2 separate regions of the Homo sapiens genome follow, and region 2 is linked to region 1. Evidence: chromatin loops called from intact Hi-C (ENCODE). Cell type or tissue: breast epithelium. All regions are shown on one strand. Each heading gives the region's core, and the rest is flanking DNA. Links, peaks and the distances in the headings are about the cores only.

Region 1 (5,366 bases), core at 116-5,115:
GAGTAAAAAGTCGGTCAAACGAATCATAAAAATAATGCAGAGGGTTGTCAGAAAGCCCCCAAACTTACACCCAAAGGGCTTTTCTGCTATCACGCACTTCATTTTTACAACTGGGAGGTTGGGAGTGCCCCCCAAAGAGTCTGAAGGGCAATTGATCCAGGAAGCAGATGAAAGGGTGCGTTTTCTTTTATGATGGCGCTGGTTTCTGAAATTAAGTGTTGCAGGAAGACCTGGCACAGATTCTAACAGATAGCGCCCAGGTTGGAGGCAAAGCACATGTTTTCAAGCTCTGTCATAGCTGCCTCTCCTTATCTCTCCCTTGTGCATAATGAGTCTACAGAGGAACCCTGCCACTTGCCTCCAAGATGGAAGTGGGCCAAGCTGCCAGAGGCTGTTCTACCAGCATGATTTTACCTCCAGTGCTCCACGTTCTCCCTCTGTCCCCCTTCCTCCATCCTGCCTCCCCAGTACCCTCTGGGATGGCAGATGCCTGGGGGCAGGAGGAGGTTATGCAGGGAAGAGGTGGGGACCACAAAGACTTGGCTTAAGTAAAATCCCCTCTCAGATCAAACCTTAAAGTTGTAGTGGTGGTGGTCATTTTGAAATAAGTAGTTTATCATCTATTTCTAGTTTTTAAAAACTTGCTAACACATGTTTTCCTGGAATCTAAGGATATGGAAACTCTAATTTTGGGGAGAAGAACTAGGACACCAGAGTTTCTTAGAGATGCCAAGTGTGGATGGGCACAGCTGAAGGGGCATGGAGCAAAGAAGTGGGGCTCTTGGAGACAACTCCCAGGCAGCCATGTTTTTTGAGTTTTCTGAATGTCTGACTCTCTACCCCCACAGTGCTATTTCCCATCTCTCCCGCTTCCTTCTCTTTGCTTCCAGAGTTCCATAATAGTCTCCTTAAGTGAGAGGAATGATTTCCAAAGACTGTCCCTGAAACAGCCATCTTCTTACCAATTTCTGTGCAACCAGGGCTTCTTGGTGTTATTTAGATCTGCTTTGTCTAAGAACACAGCAGCAACCTGGATGGGCCACGTCTACCAAATGCACTAGGGAATTGGAATTTGTAATTCCATTTGTCGACAGGGAGAAAAATCATGGACTATCATACAATAGACGGGGAAATTGAGTCCCATAGAGGCTGAGTCCCATAGAGGCTCAAGATTACGTAGTAAATTAGAGTCGGAGTTAGGGCTAGAAACAAGATCAGCATTCAATGCACATCTTCAACATTTTCTTCCCTGTACCTCATTGGAGGCTGTGGAGAAATGGGTTTTGCTTATGTCTTTTGTTCAATTAATGTTCTTTGGGTTTTCACTATGTGAAAGGCACCATATTTAGGACATTAGCTCCCTCCTCAGTCTCAAATGTTAGTAGGATCTTCCTAATTGTCCAACCAAAGATAATTCTTTTTTCATTTTATCTAACTTTTATTTTAAGTTCAGGGGTACATGTCCAGGTTTGTTATACAGGTAAACTTGTATCATGGGAGTTGGTTGTACAGATTATTTCATCACCCACATATTAAACTGAGTACCCATTAGTTATTTTTCCTGATCCTCTCCCTCCTCTCACCTTCTACCCTCCAACAGGCCCCAGTGCGTGTTGTTCCCCTCTATGTATTCTCATGATTTAGCTCACACTTATAAGTGAGAACATGTGGTATCTGGTTTTCTGTTCCTGCATTAGTTTGCTAAGGACAATGGCCTCCATCTTCATCCATGTTCCCATACAGGACATTATCTCATTCCTTTTTATGGCTGCATAGTATTCCATGGTGTATATATACCGCATTTTCTTTATCCAGTCTATCATTGACTGGCATTTAGGTTGATTCCATGTCTTTGCTATGAATAGTGTTGCGATGAACATAACCCGTGCATATGTCTTTATAATAGAGCTGTTTATAAGGAATTCTTTCTTTAGTGATCCAAAGCACCATTTTTTTCCGCAAGAATTAAGCACAAGTTTAGCTGTTAGTCTGAACTTTTAACTTAGGTTAAACTAACACAAACAGAAGATATCCCAGGATGTCAGTGATATTCGCAGTGTAGACCAAGAAAATGGTTTAAGCCAGCATCTCTATGGCTAAGAGTTTCTATCTGGATAGGGAACAACCAGATGTCCACATAGGAGGGTCTCCCCAATATCTCTTATAAGTATGGTCTAGAGCTCGTGCCCCCATCACATTATATGAATTTAAAGTCACATGGACACCCTCCCAAGGGACTTCCTGAAAAGCTGCAAGAGGGTAGTTTTCCTGGGATGGGATGAGGGGTAGGCACAAGCAGCACTTCCTGCCCTGCCCTGGGACACCTGGGAAGCCCACGCATGGGTGGTTAGTACTGTCATTGCAGGGTGGTGGAGACTGGAGAGAGGTTGGAAACCACCACGGGCCCCTCAGGCTGTAACTACAGCATTGGCTGTGAGGGAGACATGCCTTCACCTGTAGGGAGACAGGCAAAGACTGTCACTAAAGCCACACAGGTGAAGAGGGCCAGCTGCAGAGGCAGACACAGAGGATGGAGAGGTGTGGAGACAAATGAGATGGGGAGGGAGACTCCTCCAGATCAGTGGTGCCCAGATTTTGGGGTTTCATAGATGAGATTCCATTGAGGAAAATAAAACACAGAATTTGAGGGAGATCAGTAAAGAGTTGCCAGTTTTTTACTCTGTGAGGTAAAGAGTTTTAAGAATGCCATTTAGGATCACTATCCTGTCCTAAATAAATTTTAACCTTCTTCCTCCTAAGAAAAAAAAGAATATCATCTCAGAATTTCTAAGAATTTAATCCATTTTTTTTTAAGAGACAGGGTCTCACTGTGTCACCTAGGCTGGAGTGCAGTGGCGTGATCATAGCTCACTGCAGCCTCAAACTCCTGGGCTCAAATGATCCTCCTATCTCAGCCTCCCAAGTAGCTGGGACTATAGGCATGTAACACCATGCCTGGCTATTTTTTTTTTTTTTTTTTTGGTTTAGAGACGAAGTCTTGTTATGCTGCCCTGGCTGGTCTCAAATTCCTACATCGAGCCCTACTTTTGAAACTCACTACACTATCGTTTTTGTCATTTCAGGGTCACTCACACAGGCCTCTGCCCAGCTGCCCTGGCTGGAAGGGCACACACAGGCAGGAAAAGTAAGCTGCAGCCCAGTAGGCCCTGGGCTAGCTCTCTCCTCTCTAGGCTGGTCACTCCTTTCCTGCCTGGATCTTCCTGCCATTTCCATCTCTGACTGCCTGACGGGATCCAGCACTGACGCTCTCCTCTTGCTTCCACTTGCAGATTAAAACCGAAGATCTCAGTGACTCCCTGCAGCAGACCCTCTCCCATCGGCCATGCCACCTGAGTCAAGGACCTGCCATGATGTCCGGAAACCAAATGTCTGGGCTAAATGCCAGCCCATGTCAGGTAACACTGTGATTTTCACAGTGGGCCAGTGTGTTTAACCCAATCCCTCTGTGAAATGCTCGACTTCCATGCTTGGTACTCGTCTAAAGAACCCCCTGCAGGCAATGTGGGAAAGAGATCTGGAGGCTGTGAGTAGGGTTCTAAAACAGTCCTCTTACAGGTGAAGCCTAGCTAGGGAGGTGAAGAGGGAGGCCTCTACTTCTCAGAGACAAAAAGGACCCAGGCTTGCCAAAGCCAAGGACCTAACAGCTGAGCTGCTGGTGTCTGCCAGCCACATTCAGGGGAATCCTAGGTTGACAGCTGCTGCTGCAGTTAGAGAATGTTTCTGTCCCCATTGGGCCCACTCTGCCTCCCCTAAGGTTTTTTGTTAGAGCCAAACTAGAATGGAGTGCTGGTGGGGGAAGAAAGAGGCGTCTGAGATAGTAACAGCCAAGGTCCGGGAGGGCGTTCACATGACGAGACCTCTTCTCAGCAGGGATCACCTGGGGGAGAAAGAGCCACCCCTTTCTGGAAACACATAAGAATATGCATCTGTCCCTTCACCTGCCATTTAGCAGGGCTTCTCAGGTCTTCTCTATGTGCACAAACCTAAGCTCAACCTCATGGGGCACAGAGCTCTGGCGTCTCCATTGCAGAGGACTCCCCGATCCCCCAAGCATCGGAATTATTAGTCCTATGTCCTGGGCTGGTAGGAGAAATCCTGGACTTTTTGTTTAACTAAATTGGTTTTATTAAGAATGAATAGTTTGCTCCACCCCCCAACTCCCACCCCAACACCCTCCAGGAAAGATTCTGGCCCAGGAAACAGCCGAGGCATGGCTTTTAGCATAACCAGGTGGCATGAGATTTAAAAAGAATTGGATAGTTGGGGATTGCATGTTATCTCTAGGATAAACTTTGAGAGATGGGTCATACCCAGGCTTTGCCTTCAGGGCATTTTATAGTCTAGTTGGGAGACAGGACTGACACATACAAAAATTAACTCAGGAGGCAAGGGTTAAGTAACAATATGTAGTAAGGACTCCTAGGCTGAGGGCAGAAGCTGTAACAATACCAGTGTTAACGGAGTAGCTACTATTTGCTAGACACTGGGGATACACAGTGGCATAAACCAAGGTCAGCCTGCAAAGTCTCTGAGTCTGGAGACCCCTGGGACGGACGAGTGGCAGGCAGATGGGGCTGATGTCCCCAGCTTGTAAATTCTGTGGTGTATGTGTATCTCTCCGTGTGTAGGACATGGCTTCCCTCCATCCGCTCCAGCAGCTTGTGCTGGTTCCCGGCCACTTACAGTCTGTATCCCAGTTCCTGCTATCTCAGACCCAGCCTGGGCAGCAAGGTAAGAACCCTGGGGGTTTCCACCTAGACCAAGTCCAGTCAAGTGCTGCTGTTGCTGCTGTTTTTTGCTGGGTGAGGGGGCCTAATTGGAGAGCATGCGTCAGTCAGTCACCCATCTGCTATTAAGACCTACTTATCCACCCCAGGGTCTGAGGAAGGGACCCTGGCAATGCTCCTCCAGGCTTAGTCTCCTTCTCTGCTTCCCCTTCCCAGCCTCCTGTTGGGTGGTCTGGTCCACCTCCTCAATTTCGTGGTGAGTGGAGACGGAAGGTGCAGGCGTGGAGCAGAGCTATGCTGTACAAGGGAGGGGAAGCGCCCTGGGAAATGCAGTACAGACAAGTCCCAATTCCTTGGAAATCTCTCCTGGACACAGATTCAGACTTGCTTCCTGGAAGCCTGGCTGTGATTCTATTTGGAGAGAGCAGCAGTGCCACCCACAGGTTGTAGAAAGGGTGTTCAGGTTTTCTTTGGCAGGGAAGTTACTCGCAGAGAACTTCTCCCTGGCCAAGAGCAAATAGATTGAACTATTAATAAATAGCTAACATTTCTTGAGCATGATGTGCCAGGAGCTCTTCTGAGTAATTTTTCTGACATTCCTCAAAATAACCTTGTAAA
Region 2 (5,366 bases), core at 92-5,091, 56 kb before region 1:
CATCATCTCGTAGAGCCTCACAGCAACCTGGGACCTGGGGCGGGAGACTGGAGGGGCAAGCAGGAAGCAGTTGTGTGCACCTGGAAACTCTGCTAATAATAAACTGCACCCCGTCTAAATCCCACAATGCTGTGAGGATGCCATGGGGGCTAGGTGAGCTTGGTCACCTGCTCAGCCCAATAGGGAACCCGATTAGCACCTGTCCTGTTTTACAGGTGAGTTAAATGAGCTCAGGGAGGTGAAGAACCTTGTCCCAGCCACACTGCTGGTAAGCGGTTGGGAGGCGAGATTCCAAAACTGAATTCTTTCCAGCAGACCCCCGCGACTTCTCCAAACACTCCAACTCCTTGCAGCGCTTACACTTCGCGATCTGTCCAGAAGGAAGCTCGGGCTCAGGCTGGAGAACCCGCCAGGGCTTCCTAAAAAGGGCGAGCAGGACCAGGAGTTGGCGCCACTCCGGGCGCGGTGAGGAGGTGCTGCCAGGCTGGGTTGGAGCAGGCAGGTGTTCCGCGGGATCGAGACCCGCCCCGGCAGCACCCCCGGCCCCCTCCCCAGGTCCCCAGCTCCATGTATGCAAATCACTGCTTTGCATGGGCCTGGGGCCAGGCGCGGGGCTCCTGCCAGGGGGCGTGGCCGGCGGCCCCCGCCCCGCGCCGCGTGCTCACCTGGGGAGTGTGGCAATCCTGGCGGCGCCGAGTGTTGCCCGGGCCGGAGCAGCGGAGCGCGCGACAGTGGCGGCGACGGCTCCGGCAGCGGCTCCCGCGGCGGCGGCGGCCGGGAACTGGAGGAAGGAGACCCTGGCTTCGCAGGGGCCCCGGCTGGGGCAGAGGCGAGGGGCCTGGGGGGGCGCTGGCTTTGGCCCCGCCTGGGGCAGGATGGTGAATCTGGAGTCCATGCACACAGGTGAGGGGCGGAGGGAATGAGCTCTGACAGGTGTCACTGCGCGTGGGCAGGGGTGAAGGAGAGGGACAACGTTCTGGTTAGGGAGGGGGGCTTGTTTCCCAGCGGCCAGGAGAGGGCGGTGTGGATAGCGGGTTGTCCTGGGGTGGGTGCCGGTCAGTATTTGGGGACTAAAGGGAGGGGATCTGGGATAAGAAACCCTGGAAAAGAATGAGGGTGGGGGCTGGTGAAGGGCGGGAGGGCTTCGAAGCCCCCGGTCTGGGGAGTGGCAGTTGTATGGGACGTGGGTGTACTGAACTGTCATAGTCTCAGGAGGTTGCAGGGATGGGTGGTTCACTCACTCAGCCAGGGGTGTGGACCTGGGAGTGCATAAGTGAGGGAAATGTGTATGTCCACATGCTGTGTGCTGGTGTCCGGGCATATGTGTGAAATGGAGGCAAAGCGGACATTTAGGTGGTTGGGGGGCTTAGGAGAAGTGGCTGAGGTGGGGCAATTACAGAGGTGCCCCTGGGGCAGGGGCCATGCCCCCATGTGTTTGAGAAGGGATGGTGACAGACACATCCTCTGGGTTCCATGTCCCATGCCTTCCTTCCCTAAGGGGTGGAAACCTAGGAGATGCAAATGCTTTGCCGGGAGTCAGGCTTCCCTGAATGAATGAATGAGAGGTGGGCATGGAGGGAACCCAGCCCCTCCATTCACCTTGCTGTTCCTCCTTCCACAGCTGGGCTAAGGCAGGAGCTGCCAGGCAGCCAGGTTGGGCTTGGCTTGGGGCTTCCTGTTAGGGTGGGCCTTCTGGAGGTCACAGGGCCTGAGCAAAGAACAAGTGAAGAAAGCGGTACCTGACCTGGCCATTTCTAACCTAGCAACTTACTCTCAAAGTGGGCAGGACCCAGTGATCTTTCTTTAGGATTTCGGGGCTGTTGATGGGAATGTTGTTACCTGGTCTCCTTTCTGGGAGAGTAGGGAGGAGGCAATGCTCCAGACCCACCCCAAGAAGCAGAGCAGGCCTGAGGCCTACCCAGCCTGAAAACAAGCGTCAGTGAGTGCCCGGAGGGAGGGGACCTGGAGTGCCCAGTTCCCCAGATGCTGTTTCCTGGCAGGGCTGAGTGAGAGGCAGACTGGCAGTGAGATGTTGGCACTGAGTGGCTCTCCAGGACGTGCCAGAAAGGCTAGGTGAGGCGGAAGAAGCCATCCAACTGGGTGTCATCCAGAGTCTGAGGAAAGTCTGTTTCTAGACTGGGCATACCTGGGGCAGATCCCCGGGTAGGTGCTCTCCCCTTCACTGCCCGCAGAGAAGGCCAGGGTTTGAATGGGAGCAAGTCTCTTCAGAAAGGTGGGCTTAGCAGTGGATGGGAAGTTTTTTAGCACCAAGATCACAGACTTCCTGGGGGTTTTCCACCTCCTTGTCTACTGGAGGCTCCCATTCTGTGGAAGTGGGAGGGGGTGGGACAGTTGGGACCCAGCAGGGAGGCAGCCTGGGGCCTCAGAGGATATAGCAGAGAGCAGAGAACACCAGAGGATGAGGTTGAGGCATAGGGCTTGGCCTCTATGCCTTCCCCAGGAGTGAGCTCCTGGCTGATGCTTCTCAGAAGCCCAGACACCTTCTCCACCCTGTCCCTGTGAGCAGGTATTCCCGACACATGGGGGGAGACTGAGCTAAACCCCAGGTGGGGTGATTCCTCAGGGCGGGATCTCCATGTACCTGGGGGTAGATTGCCCAATTCATCTCTCTCCATTTGCCTGCTCCCTCCCCAGCCCATTCCCCCCTCAGGGCTACCTGGCCTCCCTGTGCAGTTTCTGGGTCTTGGCCCCTCTGTAGTGTCTGAGGGTTCCCCTTCAGTGGCACCTCCAGAGGTCTCTGAGTTTAGGACTTTCTGTCCCATCTCTCTAACTGGGTCTCTATTAGAGGGCTCTCTTTGCTGGGTCCTCCTGGTGGCCTTTACTGTTCAAGATCTTCTTTGTAGGGTCTTCCAGTGCGCACCCTGCTGTGGGGTCTGTGAAGGAGGATCGCTCTTCCCTCTATGGAATATCTCATTATGGGTCCCTCTCTAGGGTCCCTTAGTCCAGGATCCTCTTTTGGAAATGTGGTCTCTTTTGAGTCCCATTTTCCCCCGCCAAGGTAATCCTGTATCCTACTGATCTTGATAAATAGTACTTCTCCTGTGAATTCCCAGGGCTGGGTCCTTGGGGTCTCCTCCTTAATTGACTTACTGGAGGAGTTTGGATGGGGGAAGGAGGAGGAACAGGAGCACACAAACTAGAGCATAGGCTTGCTCCCGGGTCGCCCACTCCAAGGGCTCCACTCGCACTGAGGCCAGCTGGAGTTAGCCCCATTGTCTTGCTCTGATAACCTGGGTACGAGCCATGATTCAGGTCTGCCTGGAGCCTTCGCACCTTGTACTTTATAGAGCATCTCTCACCTGGAAGCACAAAGACCTGAGCAGGCAGAGGGTCACCAGACACAGGGGCTCTGCAGCAAGGAGGGGCTCCCTGCTCCCTGACTAAAAACAGGCAGAGAAGTAGACCCGAGACAGCCAGCTAGGGAGGCAGATAAGAGACAAAGGAAAACAGTGGGAAGCCAGCGGGCGGGGGCACACCTGGTTTGCCCCAGGTGTCTCTTTCTCTGCCCTTCTCCTCACTGTGAGCTTTTCCCCACCAAGGTTGGGAAAGGGGGGCTGAGTCTCACAGACGGGTGCCAATTGGAGCTCAGGAATAGCATTTGGGTTGGAAGGCCTGATGATGGGACTGAGAAGAAATGAGAGAAGTCTCCTCTGGCGGAGAGTTGGAGCCTTGGCTAGCTCAGAAGTGGGGCCGGTGGGTCCTTTGAAGTCTCCCAGTGGAAGTGCCGCCATCAGCAGGTATGTGCGGGAGGAGCCAGAGGGAGCTCCCGTCCTTCCAAGAACATGAAGATGGACACTAGGAGAGAGGGCTGTGGCTTCTGCTTTCCCAGAGTAGCCTGGTCCCAGGAGGTCCAGGACCCTCAGCCTGCAGCCTGTGGGGAGTGCTTCCTCTCGAGCTTTCTTCCCTGGGGTTCACAGATGTCTAAGGAGGGCCCACTCCTGGTCAAGCCAACGCTAACTTCAGGGTGTGATGGTGCTGAGTGGGGCAGCCAAGGGTCTGCAGCTGGTGTCTGGGCTCTTTCACAGAGCAGCTGAGCCTCCCCAGGGAAGGGAGTGATGGCAAGGAGCCTACTCAGTGTCTGGCTGAGATAACACAGAGGAGCCTGGCCCCACCCCACACCTCTCTCACTCACCCCTGGCAAGTGCTGTCCGACAGGTGAAGGGTTACAGTGTCTCAGGGAGTTTCGGTGTTGGCCCATTTTTAGGCTGAGACCCAAAAGCTCGTCCCACCCATCAGCCTCAGCCTCCTACCCAACAGGAACAGGTTCTCAGTGTCTTAGCATCCTATGGGACTCAAGAAGAGGCTTGATAGGTTATCTCACCCTGCCCCTCCAATCCTGAAGTGGCACCTTGTTGATCCCATAATGGATACATCAAATGAGTAGACAACATGGCAGATGAGGAGGGGAGGGGGTTGATGCCTTTGAAAGTTATTTTTAGACATGATTAAGACTAAATGTCAGGCTAACTTGAAGGATGAATGAGAGCTTCTGTGTGTATTTGATGAAGGTGATGTGGAGAATGGGTGTTGGAGGAGAATTTGGGTTCTAGGCATGCGATTACAGTTTAGCTAAAGAATTACCTTCTTAAATTTCAGGAGTTTGAAATGAGTTGATTCAGAGACTCTGGTCATCATCCCAGCGTCACTGCCTCTTAACTTTTTCCTGTCCTCATGAACACTTTTTCTGTGAAGTCAGAATTTGGAGAATCCTAATGGTTTCCCAGATAAAGGACAAATTACAATGGTGCTGAGACAGAAAACCAAAGCTATTCCTTATAATGGGGCAAGGGGTTAATGGAGGGGCATGAGAAGAAGGCAGGAAGGGAAGCGGACTAGCATCTAAGCCTAAGTGTCTGTTTAATTAGTTCATTTATTAGGTGCTTACTTTGTGCCTGGAACTCCTTTCCTGGCAGTTTTCATTCAGTATTTCATTTAATCCTCACAAAAACCCTGGGAAGTGTATATCATTATTCTCATTTTTAGGTGAGAAAATTCACATCCGAATATGTGGCTAGGGTCCCCTAGCTAGTTAGTGATGGCATTGAGATTAATCCAGGTTTGTCTGATGCCAAATCCCATGCTCTGAATCCTGGTGCTGATGAAGCAAATTGAAACCACCAGTGGGGGAGAACTTCCTGTGCACCTTTCCAGCAGTCTCTGACTCAGGGCCTCTTCTCAGCACTGTTGAAGAATCCCCATGGTGAAGTATGAGCTGAGCAGATCTGCGTTAGGCAATGCCCAGCTCCAGGGGGGATAGTACTTAATGGGTGGGAGAGGGGAGCCCGTTTCTCCATTGGAACAGAAGGCCAGTGGCAGCAGAAGCCCTTTGCAAATGTGTCTGGGCG

The links. Hi-C counts contacts between places; a loop is a spot of excess contacts. Peaks named below come from ENCODE experiments on the same cell type or tissue, not always from the same donor. Only the 100,000 strongest peaks of a DNase experiment are listed, where the experiment ranks them.
Region 2: a loop joins it to region 1, with 12 times the contacts of the local background. A loop is called at or near these places in 97 of 110 quality-filtered maps.

Annotation. Positions count from the first base shown.
Region 1 is chr11:120,294,975-120,300,340 of GRCh38, forward strand. POU2F3 (POU class 2 homeobox 3) reads left to right here. Exons shown (of 13, transcript NM_014352.4): 4 at 3,291-3,416; 5 at 4,650-4,752. Among named protein-coding and RNA genes, the nearest start is that of TLCD5, 28 kb to the right of the region's middle. In breast epithelium, for the core only: no CTCF peak of the experiment used is centred there; no DNase peak of the experiment used is centred there.
Region 2 is chr11:120,239,469-120,244,834 of GRCh38, forward strand. It overlaps POU2F3 (POU class 2 homeobox 3), which reads left to right and starts at 672. Exons shown (of 13, transcript NM_014352.4): 1 at 672-903. The coding sequence starts at 876. In breast epithelium, for the core only: no CTCF peak of the experiment used is centred there; DNase peaks (open chromatin) are centred at 543 and 2,043; H3K4me3 peaks cover 1,404 bases; H3K27ac peaks cover 1,378 bases; H3K27me3 peaks cover 1,371 bases.